Linked DNA regions of Homo sapiens: region 1 is linked to region 2. A link is an interaction called in ENCODE POLR2A ChIA-PET data of the cell type or tissue named here. Cell type or tissue: K562. All regions are shown on one strand. Links, peaks and the distances in the headings refer to the core of each region. The heading gives the core; the rest is flanking DNA.

Region 1 (2,912 bases), core at 255-2,754, 200 kb after region 2:
CTGAGGCAGGAGAATCAGTTGAACCCAAGAGGCAGAGGTTGCAGTGAGTCAAGATTGCACCACTGTACTCAAGCCTGGGCAACACAGCAAGACTCCATCTTAAAAAAAAAAAAAGAATTAGCCAGGCGTGGTGGCGCATGCCTGTAGTCCCAGCTACTCAGGAGGCTGAGGCAGAAGAATCGCTTGAACCCGGGAGGCGGAGGTTGCAGTGAGCCGAGATTGCACCACTGCACTCCAGCCTGGGCGACAGAATGAGACTCTGTCTCAAAAAAAAAACAAAAACTGTCTTTCTTTTGGAATGTTTTTGTAGTTAAGTCTTACTTTTCCAGCAAAATTCTGAATGTCTTAGGAGTGGGTATCATACCCATTTATTCATATTTATTCCTTTCTCACAGCATCTGACACACACCAGGCATGCTACATTTGTTGGCTCAGTACAAAAACCAAGATTTTAAAAAAACAGCCACATTCTCTATTTTGTCTTTATACTTCTCTGCATATATTACCTTTAGAACCAGAAAAAAATAGCATAAGAATAAAAAGCGATAATCTCTAACCATCTATTTTTAGAAACTTCACCAATTCCAAAGTGCAAAATAGGCCTAGTGTTATGATATTTTTGCTACATTACGATTTGTATGTCCTCAAGTTCACGTGGGAGACTGTGACTCTACTCTCACCAGCAGGAATCACAAGGTAAATGCTTTTCAGAAAGTCATTCACTATCTTAGAACAACAGTTCTCTCTCCAAAATACATGGCCCATGCAGATTCTCTGTGGTCAGGGTAAGGACTACAGAATTGCTAACATATTTGAAGAACTTCAGATGCTCCCTCAAAGTAAATTCTTTTTCTTTGAGAGAGAGTCTCACTCTGTCACCCAGGCTGGAGTACAGTGGCACGATCTTGGCTCACTGCAACCTTTGCCTCCAGGGTTCAAGTGATTCTCATGCCTCAGCCTCCCAGGTAGCTTGGAATTACAGGCATGAGACACCATGCCTGGCTAATTTTTGTATTTTTTATAGAGATGGGGTTTCGCCATATTGGCCAGGCTGGTCTCAAACTCCTGAGCTCAAGTGATTCACCTGCCTCGGCCTCCCAAAGTGCTGGGATTATAGGCATGAGCCACTGTGCCTGGCCTCAAAGTAAATTCTTTTTTTTTTTTTTTTTTGAGATGGAGTCTTGCTCTTTCGCCCAGGCAGGAGTGCAGTGGCGCGAGTGCAGAGCTTGCAGTGAGCCGAGATCGCACCACTGCACTCCAGGCAACAGAACAAGACTCCGTCTCAAAAAAACAAACAAAACAAACAAACAAAAAAAACCATTAGGAAAAGGAAATATATTTACTATTCATTAAATGGCAGTGGATCATCATAAAGGTCTTCATCCTCATTGTCTTCCTGCTGAGTAGGCTGAGGAAGAAGGGGAAGAAGAGAGGTTGGTTTTGCTACCTCATGGGTGGCAGAGGTGGAAGGGGAGGCAGGAGAGGTAGGCATACTGTATAACTTTTATCGCAATAAATCCACTTATGGCCAGGCACAGTGGCTCATGCCTGTAATCCCAGCACTTTGGGAGGTTGAACAGAGGTGGATCACTTGAGGCCAGGAGTTCAAGAGCAGCATGGCCAACATGGCGAATCCTGTCTCTACTAAAAATACAAATATTAGCCGGGCATGGTGGCACACACCTGTAGTCCCAGCTACTCAGGAAGCTAAGCCAAGAAAATCACTTGAACCTGGGAGATGGAGGTTGCAGTGAGCCGAGATCATGCCACTGCACTTCAGCCTAGGTGACAGAATGAAAATCTGTCTCAAAAAAAAAAATCTACCTGTAAATGGATCCATGCACTTCAAACATGTATTGTTCAAGGGACAATTGTACAAGCCTACTAATGGCTTAGGATGGGAAAAAAACATCCCATACATAGTCATCCTGACTCATTCAATACCAAGACAACATACTCAAGTCTATCCTTATAATTTAATTTATCCAGTTTCGCAGCCGGTGGGGTCTTTTTCTAAACTCTTGCATTGTGATAGTGTCAATCTTTTTTTTTTTTTTTTTTGGAGACAGAGTCTCGTCTTTTGCCCAAGCTGCAGTGCAGTGGCACGATCCCTGCTCACTGCAACCTCTGCCTCCCCGGTTCAAGCAATTCTCCTGCCTCAGCCTCCTGAGTAGCTGGGATTACAGGTGTGCAACACCATGCCCAGCTAATTTTGTATTTTTAGTAGAGACAGGGTTTCACCATGTTAGCCAGGCTGATCTCAAACTCGACCTCAGGTGATCTGCTCGCCTCAGCCTCCCCAAGTGCTGGGATTACAGGCATGAGCCACCATGCCAATCTTTAAGAACTTGCCTCAGGTACACCTAACTGCTAAGTCAAATTCCTTTGACTGTTAATCCTGCATTATAATTCTCTTCTTACTTAGTTGTATTTAATTGTTATTTTCTCTAAATTCACTTTCTAAAATCTTTAAAAACCACCTAGTAATTACTCCAAACATTTGGCCATTATCATCACTTTAAGGGAGGATAATGATCTAAGCTAAGGGAAGTCATTTCTTTTGGCTCCAAAAGACTGGACTTCTGTATGTCTAATTCCTTAGTTTAGAATTTTTGGGGGCAGGGCACAGTGGCTCAGGCCTGTAATCCCAGCACTTTGGGAGGCCGAAGCGGGTGGATCACTTGAGCTCAGGAGTTTGAGACCAGCCTGGGCAAGATGGCCAAAACCTGCCTCTATTTTTAAAAGCACAAAAATCAGCCAGGTGTGGTGGTGCACACCTGTAATCCTAGCTACTCAGGAGGCGGGGGCATGAGAATCATTTGAATCCAGGAGGAAGAGGTTGCAGTGAGCTGAGATCACGCCACTGCACTCCAGCCTGGGCTAGAGTGAGACCCTGTCTCAAAAAAAAAAAA
Region 2 (2,912 bases), core at 237-2,736:
ATGGAAGTATCTGGGCTGAGCCTGGAATATCTAGTACATGCATTCTTTTAGAAACATGGGTGTGTCTCAGCAGCAGGTTTGAGGGAACCTGCAGGAACCTAGAAATCAGAACACTGTGTTCTTGTTCTGCAGAGGGTTAGGTGTAAATCACTCACCTCTGGCTCTTCCACTGCAGGTTAGAGTTGAGGCTTTTATGCTCTGACATTCAGCTCATCCTAAATGAATTTTTAACTCATTATCTGATCTCAAAGAGGTGAATTATTTTGAGTGCAGGTGTTAACAGGGACCAGATAATACCAGGTCCCTGGGAAGAAGTACTCTAAGAAGTTCTCTCTCTCTCTCTCTCTCTCCCCACCCTCCCTCTCTCCCCACTCCCTCTCCCTCCCCCCTTCCTCTCCCTCTCCCTTTCTCTCTCTCCCCCTCCCTCTCTTCTCTCTCTCTCTCCCCGCTCCCTCTTCCTCCCCCCTTCCTCTCCCTCTCCCTTTCTCTCCCGCCCTTCCTCCTTCCTTCCGTCCTTTTCTCTCCCCCTCCCTCTTTCCTCCCCCCCCCCCCCCCCCGCCTTCTCTCTCTCTCTCTCTCTCTCTCTCTCTCTCTCATTCAGAAGTGTGGTTCATCAACCCTGACTGGTGGGTGAGAGTGGTTAGAATTAAATGCTGATTATTTCTAAGGTCCTTTGGTAACCTGGTTGAAACTACCTCTCAGTAAACTTTCTTCGTGAACCTACTTAACCGCAGCTTTACAGAACTCAGTGTAACAACTGCTTTACATTCTAGACAGGCAGCCTGGTGGAGTGAAGTTTTGTGGACTCAGCATTAGAAGGTTAGGGGATGGGGCTCTTTTCCCAGGTCTGCCTTGAACTAGCTCTGTGACTTTGGCAAGTGCTTTCTCTTCTCTGGGCTTCTTCATTTCCTTAGTCTGTCGCAGGTCTCTGATTGACTGTGCCCTTGGTACCCTGCCCTCCCCGCCTTCCTGTGCACTTTGTAACCTATACAGCTCGGCACATGGAGGAAACTCCTTATTGTCCTTACTTGCCTTTGCAGACTTCGGGGACCTGGTTTTTAGAGAGTCTAGAATCTGATGAGAGAACCTGTGCTTACTTGGTGTGTACCTCTTGAACTGCTTTGCAGCCATCCTCTTCCACTGTCTGCCTTTCTGAAATCACAAGTCAAACTTTATACCTACAGGGCTTGTGCTGGAAAAGATGAAATGGGGAAAATGGTAAGAAATGTCTGTTCCACACTGAAACTTCTTTTAAGTCCTCTTTTCTATCCCAAGAATTTAAGAGAAGAGTGGTTGAGCAAAGAAAAAAAATAACAGCTTTTGTTCATTTACTTATTCATTCAGCAAATAGTCGCTGAGTTCCTTCTATTTGCAAAGCACTGTGCTGGATGATTTGAGGGGATTTGAAACTGCAGATGGCTCAGACCATGGCTCCAAGGAGCTCACCTTCTAGTGGGGAGAAGAAACAGCATAAAGTGTTGTATGTGTTCCTTGCTGAAGATATGCAAGAGAGTCCAGCCATTTGAGGGTCTGAGAATCTTCAAGAAAGGTGATGGATGGCCCTTTTTGAGCTGGACCTCAAAGAATAGATAGGAGGGAGATGACCATGACACCATGTTCCAGCCCTACAAACTGTTCAACTCTGGATCCCACTACGTGACGGACCAGGGAGCAGCCTCAGGAAACACTCGAATCAAGTCTCCCAGTCTGAAGTAATAACCCCGTTATGCATAAACTGCCTGGAACATCAGAGGCTCTGTCATCCAGGAAAGGAACACCAGCTGTAGCTCCCTTGGGGTCTCTCCTCAACCTTAAGGGTAGCCAGGACTGCTTGCCGTTTCCCCACACACATCAGGCTCTCTCAGACCTCTTTGTCTCTACTCGTGTATTCCCTCTGCTTGGCTGCTTGGACTGGTATTTTCCCCTGTGCCACCTGCAAATTCCTACCCATCATCTAGGGCTCAATTCGTGTCTACCACCCCAGCCCCTCAGGCTCCTACAGGACACACAAACCACCATTAAATAATTTATCTTGCGACACTAGCATTATTCGCGAGCTTCTCAAGGGCAAAAAGTTCCTCTTATTTGTGTCTGTATATCCAGTTCCTAGCACAGTGCTTGGCAGAAAGAAGGTACTTAGAATGAATGCTTACTGAATGAATGAATGAATGAGTGAGTGAACAAACAAATGCAGTCAAGAACTTGAGATGGTTGTATTCTAACTGCCATGAGTTAATTTACCAGTGATATCTTTGGTTCTAGGTGTCAGTAATTAACACTGTGGATACCTCCCATGAGGACATGATTGTAAGTATTAATATCACCCTCCCTGGAGGGGTGTGGACATGGGCATTTTTGTGGGAGGGAAGCAATTTGGGGTTTTCATTACCCCTTTCTGTTGATCATTCATGGATCCAGGGTGGCTTTGCAGTGGTTGCCTATCAGCCTGTAATCTCGGGGTATGGCAGGCTCCCTAGCAGTGCCCTCTGAGTTGTCAGGACTGTGGCAGTCTAATCACTCTCTGCTGGGAGGAACCTGGGAATAATTTGTAGTTCTAGGCTGTCAGTCTTCCAGCCAATACAATAACCTGCTCTCGGATGAAGGCTGAGTGGGTACGGAGGCTTGACAATAGTCTTCCCACCTGTCTTCCTCCTGCTGTCACTTCTTAGCCCCACTGGAAAGGGGGGTGAAAAGAAGAGAGTGTAGAAAGATGACTCAATACAAAGGCAGAGGGCAGCCACAGTGAAAGCCCCAGGCAGAGCCCAGTCAAACCACCAAGACAATAGGCCAGACAAGGCCCTTTGAACCAGAAGTCCACACTCAGGGCATTTCCTGAGAGGTAAACACAAGGCTCAGTATAAGAGGACAGGGCTGCAGGAGAAGGTCCAGAGGTTAAAGTCTACCGCAGGAAA

Evidence for each region. Peaks named below come from ENCODE experiments on the same cell type or tissue, not always from the same donor. Only the 100,000 strongest peaks of a DNase experiment are listed, where the experiment ranks them.
Region 1: POLR2A ChIA-PET joins it to region 2 with 5 read pairs; 5 of 35 experiments call an interaction of 5 or more read pairs at or near these places.

The regions. Positions count from the first base shown.
Region 1 is chr3:10,117,402-10,120,313 of GRCh38, reverse strand. All of the region lies in intron 1 of BRK1 (BRICK1 subunit of SCAR/WAVE actin nucleating complex), which reads right to left. Among named protein-coding and RNA genes, the nearest start is that of BRK1, 3.2 kb to the right of the region's middle. In K562, for the core only: no CTCF peak of the experiment used is centred there; no DNase peak of the experiment used is centred there.
Region 2 is chr3:10,317,445-10,320,356 of GRCh38, reverse strand. It overlaps SEC13 (SEC13 homolog, nuclear pore and COPII component), which reads left to right. Exons shown (of 9, transcript NM_183352.3): 2 at 2,263-2,307. Among named protein-coding and RNA genes, the nearest start is that of SEC13, 2.2 kb to the left of the region's middle. In K562, for the core only: no CTCF peak of the experiment used is centred there; no DNase peak of the experiment used is centred there; H3K4me3 peaks cover 645 bases.